2 separate regions of the Homo sapiens genome follow, and region 2 is linked to region 1. Evidence: read pairs that join two places in POLR2A ChIA-PET (ENCODE). Cell type or tissue: Panc1. All regions are shown on one strand. Links, peaks and the distances in the headings refer to the core of each region. The heading gives the core; the rest is flanking DNA. Region 1 overlaps CFL2 (cofilin 2). Region 2 has its middle 24 kb from the start of BAZ1A.

What was found. Peaks named below come from ENCODE experiments on the same cell type or tissue, not always from the same donor. Only the 100,000 strongest peaks of a DNase experiment are listed, where the experiment ranks them.
Region 2: POLR2A ChIA-PET joins it to region 1 with 5 read pairs; 3 of 35 experiments call an interaction of 5 or more read pairs at or near these places.

What each region holds. Positions count from the first base shown.
Region 1 is chr14:34,704,494-34,709,874 of GRCh38, reverse strand. It overlaps CFL2 (cofilin 2), which reads left to right. Exons shown (of 4, transcript NM_138638.5): 4 at 1-762. Among named protein-coding and RNA genes, the nearest start is that of CFL2, 7.4 kb to the left of the region's middle. In Panc1, for the core only: no CTCF peak of the experiment used is centred there; no DNase peak of the experiment used is centred there; H3K27ac peaks cover 1,752 bases.
Region 2 is chr14:34,896,718-34,902,098 of GRCh38, reverse strand. No RefSeq gene overlaps it. Among named protein-coding and RNA genes, the nearest start is that of BAZ1A, 24 kb to the right of the region's middle. In Panc1, for the core only: no CTCF peak of the experiment used is centred there; no DNase peak of the experiment used is centred there.

The DNA of each region.
Region 1 (5,381 bases), core at 176-5,175:
TGTTCATTTTTTTATGAATAGTATTAAAGCTACTAGAGGTGGGCAGGCAGGTCCCAGTAAATGTTGCCTTTTTTTTTTTTTTTTTTTGAGACAGGGTCTCACTCTGTTGCCCAGGCTGGAGTGCAGTGTCAAAATTTCAGCTCACTTCAAACTCAACCTTCCCAGCTCAGATGATCCTCCCACCTCAGCCTCCCAAGTAGCTGGGACTACAGGCATGCACCACCATGCCTAATTTTTTTTTTTTTTTTTTTTGTATCTCTTTTGTAGAGACTGAGTTTGGCCATGTTGCCTAGGCTGATCTCCAACTCCTGGGCTCAAGCTGTCCTCTGACCTCCGCCTCCCAAAAGTGCTAGGATTGCATGCATGAGCCACCACTTCAAAAGCTCAAATACTGCTTTTGAAGACAGCATGAGTTTATGGATGTTCTGTCTCCTTTCAGCCCATAAAGAAGTCTGAGGCTTTTCTTTTGCTCTGGAACATCCAACTAATTGCTTTATTTCCATGTAGAAGTAGAGGAATCATCCCTCCACTTAAATTTCCTCTCATAATGCAATTTGGCAAATTAAATCTCTAAATCTCAGTTTTTTAACCCATAGTATGGGAACGGTAATATCTGTTTACCATGTTTCCTGAGTACTAAATATGGAAATGGTTTTTGAAAACAGGAAAATGCTATGTAAATGCAATAATCTGTTTAAACTATTCATTCTTAATTACTGTATGTAAGTAGATAAATATTAAATGTTTTTGTTAAAAGATGTATTACAGATCATTGAACCTCTATTTTTGTAACTTCCGTGTGTGTACATATATATATGTATATATATATGTATATATACACACATACACACACATTTTTTTCTTCTTTTTTGGACAGGGTTTCACTCTATTGCCCAGGCTGCTGTGCAGTGGCACAATCATAGCTCAATATAACCTTGAACTCCTGGGCTCAAGTGATCCTCCCACCTCAAGCTCCTGAGCAGCTGGGATTATAGACATACACCACCATGCCCAGCTAATTTTTTTTTTTTTTTTTTTTTTGAGACAAAGTCTCACTGTATCACCCACGCTGGAGGGCGGTGGTGTGATCTCGGCTCACTGCAACCTCTGCCTCCTGGGTTCAAGCAATTCTCCTGCCTCAGCCTCCCGAATAGCTGGGACTACAGGCATATGCCACCACACCTGGCTAATTTTTGTATTTTTAATACAGATGGGATTTCACCATGTTGGCCAGGCTGGTCTCAAACTCCTGACCTCAGGTGATCTGCCTGCCTCAGCCTCCCAAAGTGCTGGGATTACAGGCATGAGCCACCATGCCCGGCCTGCCCAGCTAATTTAAAAAAAAAAAAATTGTTGAGACGGGGTCTCACTGTGTTGTCTAGGCTAGTCTTGAATTCCTGGCCTTAAGCAATCCACCCATCTCAACTTCCCAAAGCACTGGGATTATAGGTGTGAACCACTGGGCTGAGCCTATTTAGTGTGTATATAGAGATGGGGTTTCAACATGTTGGCTAGGCTGGTCTTGAACTCCTGACCTTAGGAGATCCGCCCACCTTGGCTTCCCAAACTGCTGGGATTATGGGCTTGAGCCACTGCACTGGCCCTATTTAGTATATTTTTAAAGTAGCATCTTTCAAGAATATTTGAAAAACAATCCTAAGATTGTTTTCTAAAAAAGCTCATGCTCATAAAAATCTAAAAAGTTGTATATTTCAAAGATGTTCTGAAATATTTCAGTATTGTAAACTTATGGAATCTGTGCCAAACGAGGATTGTATAGACACAGAAAGCTGGTGTCTCTTAATCCTTTTCCAGAAACTTGGATATATCCCTCCCCTACCCATCTTTCTAAGAAGAGATAGTACTTTATGTTATAGTGGGTAAGTCCTAGGACTTTGGCATTAGATTGCTTGGTTGTTTACATAGAGCCCTTTAACACTTAGTAACTGGATAGTCTTAGACAAATCGTATAACCTCTTGGAAGCTTAGTTACTACATCTATAAAATGGGGATGATTGTACTCCGTCTCATAGGATTGTGAGCATAACTGAAAGCACTTGGAATAGTTCCTAGCACATAATAAGGGCTCAGTAGGATGATCCTATAAGATTTACAGGCCAAACCAGAACACTTTTTGAAAATGAAAGGGAGAGCTATTAATTATGCCAAGACAACAGGCTTGAGATAGGCCAATCCCAAGCAAACCAGGAGGTGTTGTCCAGAAGTATAGGCTAATATTAAAATGTAATACTTAAACAATGAACTGTATGAAAGACTCAAGATCATCATTTATTAATTTTAATTATATAATGTATTAGCATACTGACTTGAGGATCTCACGAAGTATATGAGTGGTCTTAAGTAAACCTCAGAGAGATCGAATTTGGCTTTTTAAGCCTTTTTAATAGCGTTCCTTCTGACTTTTTTTTTTTTTTGGAGATGGAGTCTTCCTCTGTCACCCAGGCTGGAGTGCAGTGACGCGATATTGGCTCGCTGCAAGCTCCACCTTCTGGGTTCACGCCATTCTCCTGCCTCAGTCTCCCGAGTAGCTGGGACTACAGGTGTCCGCCACCACGCCCGGCTAACTTTTTGTATTTTTAGTAGAGGTGGGGTTTCACCGTGTTAGCCAGGATGGTCTCCATCTCCTGACCTCATGATCCGCCCACCTTGGCCTCCCAAAGTGCTGGGATTACAAGCATGAGCCTCCTTTTGACTTTCATACTTGTAAACTGTCAGATATTATGTTTTGCTACTATCAGTATGCTTTGTCTATAGCAGCTTCTGCTAATAGTTGCTTTTCATCTCGTGGATTTGGAAAACCAGGTTTGTTATAATTATGTATAAGCAAATAAATAGGCCCAGAGTGAAGACTTGAGAGCAAAATGCCTGAACACATGCACCTTATTTTTGGGGGCTGTTTAAATAACTTTGTGATGTACTTTCAGGGTTTGGGTTGTTTTTTGTTTGTTTTAATAAAAGGTATGTAAAAGAGCTGAACTGTAAATAGGTATTACTGTATCTCAGGGAGGTGTCTGCAGTATTATTAGTATTTAAGGAAATCATACTTGCTGTTGACAGTACCTGTATCATTAAAGGCTCACAAAGAAATTTGTTCCTGTTTTTTTTTGTTGTTGTTTTTTTTTGAGACGGGAGTCTCGCTGTGTCACCCAGGCTGGAGTGCAATCTCACCTCACTGCAACCTCCACCTCCCAGGTTCAAGCGATTCTCCTGCCTCAGCCTCGTGAGTAGCTGAGTAGCTGGGATTACAGGTGCCCGCCACCACACCCAGCTAATTTTTGTATTTTTAATAGAGACAGGGTTTCACCGTGTTGGCCAAGCTGGTCTCGAACTCCTGACCTGAAGTGATCCACCTGCCTCAGCCTCCCAAAGTGATGGAATTACAGGTGTGACCCACTATGCCTGGCCAAGAGAAGGTTTATTGACCTATTTTTTTTTTTAGATTATTGAAACAAGTAATAAGTTATAAGAACAAGAATTTGATAAGCAAAGTACTCTTAAAAAATTAAATGCCAGCTGGGCATGGTGGCTAACACCTGTAATCCCAGCACTTTGGGAAGCCAAGGTGAATGGATTGCTTGAGTTCACAGTTCAAGAATAGCATAGGCAACATGGCAAAACCCCATTCTACAAAAAATACAGAAATTAGCTGGGTGAGGTGGCGCAGACCTATGGTCCCAGCTACTTGGGAGGCTAAGCCAGGAGGATCACTTGAGCCCAGGAGAGCCAGATTGTGCCATTGCACTCCAGCCTGGGTGACAGAGCAAGACCCTGTTTCAAAAAAAAAAAAAAAAATGCCAGTTGACTTTATTTTTTTCGTTTAGTTTATTAGATTTTCTTTTCCTTTCTTTTTTTTTGAGACAGTCTCGCCCTGTCGCCCAGGCTGGAGTGCAATAATGTGATCTTGGCTCACTGCAACCTCCACTTCCAGGTTCAAGCGTCTCTCATGCCTCAGCCTCTGGAGTAGCTGGGATTACAAGTGTGCGCCACCACGCCTGGCTAATTTTTGTATTTTTATTTATTAATTTTATTTATTTATTTTGAGACCGAGTCTTGCTCTATTGCCCAGGCTGGAGCGCAGTGGCGCGATCTCAGCTCACTGCAATCTCCGCCTCCCAGGTTCAAGCAATTCTCCTGCCTCAGCCTCCCACGTAGCTGGGATTACAGGAACCCACCACCATGCCCAGCTAATTTTTGTATTTTTAGTAGAGAAGGGGTTTCACCATGTTGGCCAAGCTGGTCTCGAACTCCTGACCTCAAATGATCCGCCCACCTCAGCCTCCCAAAGTGCTGGGATTACAGGCATGAGCCACCTCGCCCAGCCTAGATTTTCTTACATGTACTCTAGACATGTTCACCAGGAAGCAGCTTTGATTACCCTTTATCTAGACATTTTTCATTTACTCTTGACTTCTGACAGCTAATTTGATTATGCATACATAGCAATTTAGTAGTTTATCTGGCATTACAGAAAAATTTGAAACAGATTTTCATTCAAATGAGTAGTCATTTTTCCCTTACATGTGAAAAAGCACTTATGTTAATGGTATATTATTGGGGCACATTTTCTCTCATTTTATTCTTAATAGTGGAATTTCAAATATTTCCCTTGAAACTTGATAGTTACTGAGTGAATTACAAAATTCTTGGGTATGTAGCCCAAAGCCTCCTTAATATGTGTTCCTGTGAGCTGATGGGGACTTTATTTTTTTTTAATTACAAACTAAATCACCAGGCAAAGAGAAAGGCAGTTCTCAAATTGGCATAATTAGACCTAGTTTTACTTTTAATTTTTATTTTTTTAATTTTTATTTATTTATTTGAGACGGAGTTTCGCTCTTGTTGGTTGCCCAGGTGGGAGTGCAATGGCCCAATCTCGGCTCACTGCAACCTCTGCCTCCCAGGTTCAAGTGATTCTTCTGCCTCAGCCTCCCGAGTAGCTGGGATGACAGGTGCACGCCACCACTCCTGACCTTAGGTGATCCGCCCGCCTTGGCCTCCCAAAGTGCTGGGGTGACAGGCGTGAGCCACCATGCCCGGCCTAGACCTAATTTTATAAAAGGTAGAAATTGGGCCAGGCGTGGTGGCTCATGCCTGTAATTCCAGCTACTCAGGAGACAGGTATATCACCTGAGGTCAGGAGTTCGAGACCAGCCTGGTGAACATGGCGAAACCCCGTGTCTACTAAAAATACAAAAATTAGCTGGGTGTGGTGGCTTGTGCCTGTAATCCCAGCTACTCAGGAGGCTGAGGCAGGAGAATCGCTTAAACTTGGGAGGTGGAGGTTGCAGGGAGCCGAGATCACACCACTGCACTCCAGCCTGGACCACAGAGTGAGACTCTGTCTCAAAATAAATAAATAA
Region 2 (5,381 bases), core at 312-5,311, 190 kb before region 1:
CCACCACATCCAGCTAATTTTTGTACTTTTAGTAGAGACAGGGTTTCGCCATGTTGGCCAGGCTGGTCTCAAGCCCCTGACCTCAGGTGATCCGCCCACCTCGGCCTCCCAAAGTGCTGGGATTATAGGCGTGAGCCGCCATGCCTGGCCATGACCAAGTTTAATAGAATGTTGAGATTATACTACTGTGTAATCCTGTGGGTTACTGGTTTTTAACTGCTGTGAGGAAGCCAGTAAATAGAACATATTCATAGCAATATGAAATTCAGCCTATAACTTTCCAACACCACCCAAAAAAGGTAATTATTTAAGTATTTCTTAGCTATTTAGAGCTTTTGTTGCCTGTAACTGTATTTGGCATTTAAGACCTGACTATCTCATTTGAATTCTGTTTAGAATCAACTGTATAAATTACTCCAGATGTTTTTGAAAAATTGTGAAATAGGTGAAGTTCGCCCCTCTCACCCCCCCCCACCCCCGAATCCTTTATCTCTTTTCTGGGGTGGCTTTCTGCATCCTCCATTCTTTTTTTTTTTTTTTTTTTTTTTTTTTTTTTTTTTTGAGATGGAGTTTTGCTCTTGTTGCCCAGGCTGGAGTGCAATGGCATGATCTCAGCTCACTACAACCTCTGCCTCCTGGGTTCAAGCAATTCTTCTGCCTCAGCCTCCCCTGTAGCTGGAATTACAGGCATGCGCCACTACGCCCAGCTAATTTTGTATTTTTCGTAGAGATGGGGTTTCTTCATGTTGGTCAGGCTGGTCTCAAACTCCCAACCTCAGGTGATCTGCCCGCCTCGACCTCCCAAAGTGCTGGGATTACAGGCGTGAGCCACCGCGCCTGGCCTGCATCTTCTATTCTTCCAGGCACTTATGTTCTTTTGCAACTCCCCAAACTGCCTATTGCTGTCCACTGCAGACTTACTAGCCTGGCAATTGCCCTTTCTTTCTCTCTCCCCACAGACCTCCCATGTCTTGTTTCCTACAAGTCTTATACAAGTTGGTAACCTGATTCATATTTACATATTAATGACTGACAGCTGCCAGGGGAATTAGAAGAGGTTTGGGAAAGGCCTCTCCCTGCAGCTTTGAAATTCCCACCTGGGCAACAACTTAATTAGCTGATCTCCAAGAGTGTTCCTAATCAAATTAATTGACAAGTACTGTACAGTGAAAAAGATTAGATTGCTTAAACATAAAGTAGTTCTTTATTTAGGGAGCCATTGTTTAGATTTCTGTCTTCCATGTGGAAATTTTTTTTAAATTCAGAGTTGAAGTCAGCATTAGGAGACTAGTTCCAAAATCACAGATTCAGAAACTCATCTTTTTTACTAGCTTTGTTGCTGCTAGATATCCTATATGTACTTTTTTTTTTTTTTTTTTTTGAGACAGGGTCTCACTCTGTCACCCAGGCTGGAGTGCAGTGGCACAATCTCGGCTCACTGCAACTTCCACCTCCTGGGTTCAAGCGATTCTGGGCCTCAGCCACCCAAGTAGCTGGGATTACGGGCATGCACCACCAAACCTGGCTGATTTTTTTTTGTATTTTTAGTAGAGACGGCCTGACCCTGTTGGTCAGGCTGGTCTCAAACTCCTGGCCACAAGTCTGTCACTCTGTCATGGCCTCCCAGAGTGCTAAGAGTACAGGCGTGAGCCACCGTACCTGGCCTATTCTTTTCAATTAAATAAATTTTAAAAATTTCCACGTGTATATGAACATATACTGTGCATCATTTAGTAAATGTATTTGCTCACTTATTTTGCTTATATAAATGGTGACCAAAACTTTTTGACTAGTAACTATACATTTAAGGGTGCAGACAGTGATGCTCCCTTTTCATTATTTGGTTAAATTGTGAACATTAAATTGTACCTATGTATCAGAACTTAATAAATCAGAGATAAAACTCATGTAATTTGGTGAACTCTACTTATTCTTTCTGATCCATATAAAGTAGATCTTTCCGGCCAGGCACAGTGGCTCACATCTGTAATCCCAGCGCTTTGGGACGCCGAGGCGGGTGGATCACCTGAGGTCGGGAGTTCAAGACCAGCCTGACCAACGTGGTGAAACCCCGTCTCTACTGAAAATACAAAATTAGGTGGGCATGGTGGCACATGCTTGTAATCCCAGCTACTTGGGAGGCTGAGGCAGGAGAATCGCTTGAACCCGGGAGGCAGAGGTTGCAGTGAGCCGAGATCACGCCATTGCACTCCAGCCTGGGTAACAAGAGTGCAACTCCGTCTCAAAAAAAAAAGTAGATCTTTTTGATTACCTGTGGATTCTTCATGCATTTGTTTATGCTGTATGATAATCATTCAGTTATTAATTATGGATTTATTAGGTATGTTTTATAGGCTTACCACTTGCCTAAGAGAAATGTATGATAATCTTAGTTTCTTTTGTGTGGTTTTTTTTTTTTTTTTGAGACAGAGTCTCACTCTGTTGCCCAGGCTGGAGTGCAGTGGCGAGACCTTGGTTCACTGCAAGCTCCGCCTCCTGGGTTCAAGCCGTTCTCCCGTCTCAGCCTCCCAAGTAGCTGGGACTACAGGCGCCCACCACCACACCCGGCTAATTTTGTTTTTGTAATTTTAGTAGAGACAGGGTTTCACCATGTTAGCCAGAATGGTCTCAATCTCTTGACCTCATGATCCGCCTGCCTCGGCCTCCCAAAGTGCTGGGATTACAGGCGTGAGCCACCAGCCAGGCCAGACAATTTTAGTTTCTAAACAACAAAAAAAAGGATACATACTCTGACAAATGTATCTTTGGTGACAGTGTTTCTGAATCACAGAATGGACTATCCTGGAAAATCTAAAACACAATATTGCCAAATATATGAATTACTGAAAAAATAAAGTCATTGTATAGGACAATGATAAAAAGCAATTTATTGAATGCATATAATGTGTCAAGCACTCTATATATATTATACCTAATTTTTATGGCAATCTTGCAAGATGGCTGATATTATTTCCATTTTATAGATATAGAACCTAAGGTTTTGGGGTAGGAGTGGAGGGAGAGGTTTATATAACTTGTCTAAGATCAATGGCTGTTCTGTGCCAGAGCTGGGTCTCAAATTCTTTTTTTTTTTTTTTTTTTTTTTGAGACGGAATCTCGCTCTGTCACCCAGGCTGGAGTGCAGTGGCACGATCTTGGCTCACTGAAAGCTCCACCACCCGGGTTGATGCCATTCTCCTGCCTCAGCCTCCTGAGTAGCTGGGACTACAGGCACCTGCCACCACACCTGGCTAATTTTTTTGTATTTTTAGTAGAGACAGGGTTTCACCATGTTAACCAGGCTCGTCTCGAACTCCTGACCTTGTGATCCACCTGCCTCGGTCTCCCAAAGTGCTGGGATTACAGGCATGAGCCACCACACCCGACCTAGCTGGGTCTCAGATTCAAAGCTGGTCTAACATCAAAGCCCGTGCTCCTTCTCTAACAACCTATTATCTCAAATAACTTATGATGTCCTAGTGAGTCCTAGCATACAGTACTTGTGGTTAAGAAAGGATGGAGAGGGAATTCAGGAGTGAGTCAGATAGACCTGGATTGAATATTGGCTATACTGTCTCTATCACTTAATAGTTGTATGACTTTGGCATGACATCTCTAAGCCTTCATTTTTTTCTGAGTAAAATGTGCTTAGTAATAGCTACTTCAAAGGATACTCAGAGGATTAAATGAGATATTGTATGCATTACCCTTGACACAGTGCCTAGCACATACTAAGCAATCAAAAATTGCTATCTGCTATTTTTGTTGTGATTTTATAGTAGCAGTTAAAAGTGACATTGATATATTCTAGTAAAAATGTTGTCGTTGGCCCGGCTTGATGGCTCATTCCTGAAATCCCAGAGCTTAGGGAGGCCGAGGCAGAAGGATTGCTTCAGGCCAAAAACTCAAGACCAGCCTAGACAACATAGTGAGATCCCCATCTCTACCAAAACAAAACAAAACAACAACAACAAAAAACCTAGCAAGAAATGGTGGCACATGCCTGTAGTCCCAGCTACTTGGGAGGCTGAGGCAGGAGAATCGCTTGAACCTGGGAGGCGGAGGTTGCGGTGAGCCAAGATCTTACCACTGCACTCCAGCCTGGGCCACAGAGCAAGACCCTGTCTAAAAAAAAAAAAAAAAAAAAAAAAAAAATGCCAAGGGGCAGGAGAAGGAGTGGGGAGTGTGGCTAGAGAAGAAAGCCAAAAGAATGTATAGGAAGCTAATGAGTAGATGACAGACAGAGTGGCCACCGTTTTGAAGGCTGTGTTAAAGAGTTTTTGTTGTTGTTATTTTTTGTTTCTTTGTTTGTTTTTTGAGACAGGGTTTCACCTGTCGCCCAGGCTGGAGTGCAGTGGTGTAATCTGGGCTCACTGCAACCTCTGCCTCCTGGGTTCAAGTGATTCTCCTGCCTCCGCCTCTCAAGTAGCTGGGATTACGGGCATATGCCACCACGCCCAGCTAATTTTGTGTTTTTATTTTTTATTTTATTTTATTTATATTTATTTGTTTATTTTGAGACAGAGGCTTGCTCTTTTGCCCAGACTGGAGTGCAGTGGCACGGTCTTGGCTCACTGTAACCTCTGTCTCCCAGGTTCAAGTGATTCTCCTGCCTCAGCCTCCTGAGTAGCTGGGATTACAGGCACCCGCCACCACGCCTAGCTAATTTTTTGTATTTTTAGTAGAGACGGGGTTTCACCATGTTGGCCAAGCTGGTCTTGAACTCCTGTCCTCAAGTAATCCACCCGCCTCGGCCTCCCAAAGTGCTGGGATTATAAGCGTGAGCCACTGCACCAGCCTATTTTATTTTATTATTATTATTATTTTGAGACAAAGTCTCACTCTGTCGCCCAGGCTGGAGTGCAGTGGTGCAATCTCAGCTCACTGCAACCTCCACCTCCTGGTTCAAGCGATTCTCCTGCCTCAGCCTCCTGAGTAGCTGGGATTACAGGCGAGCGCCACCATGCCCAGCTAATTTTTATATTTTTGGTAGAGACAGAGTTTCACCATGTTGGCTAGGCTGATCTCGAACTCCTGACCTCAAGTGATCCGCCTGCCTCTGCCTCCTGAAGTGCTGGGATTACAGGCATGAGCCACCACGCCTGGCCTGAAATGGTTTTTCAGATGTATTTTTAAATTTGCAAATTGTGGCTGCACTGTTGATAATTAGTCATTACTCGTGAACGTCTTTCATCCCAGCGTGGTAGAAGCCTTTATGGGTATTAAAGTTCATAACACCCCGACAGACAGCTTATAGGTAATTAAACTCTGTGATCTACCCACTTGATATATGAATCAGTTCTTAGTTAATACTCTTTTACGTATTTCAAATGAAATAAAAAATTTAAATAGCAGTAATAATGGCACAAGCGCCAGAGAAA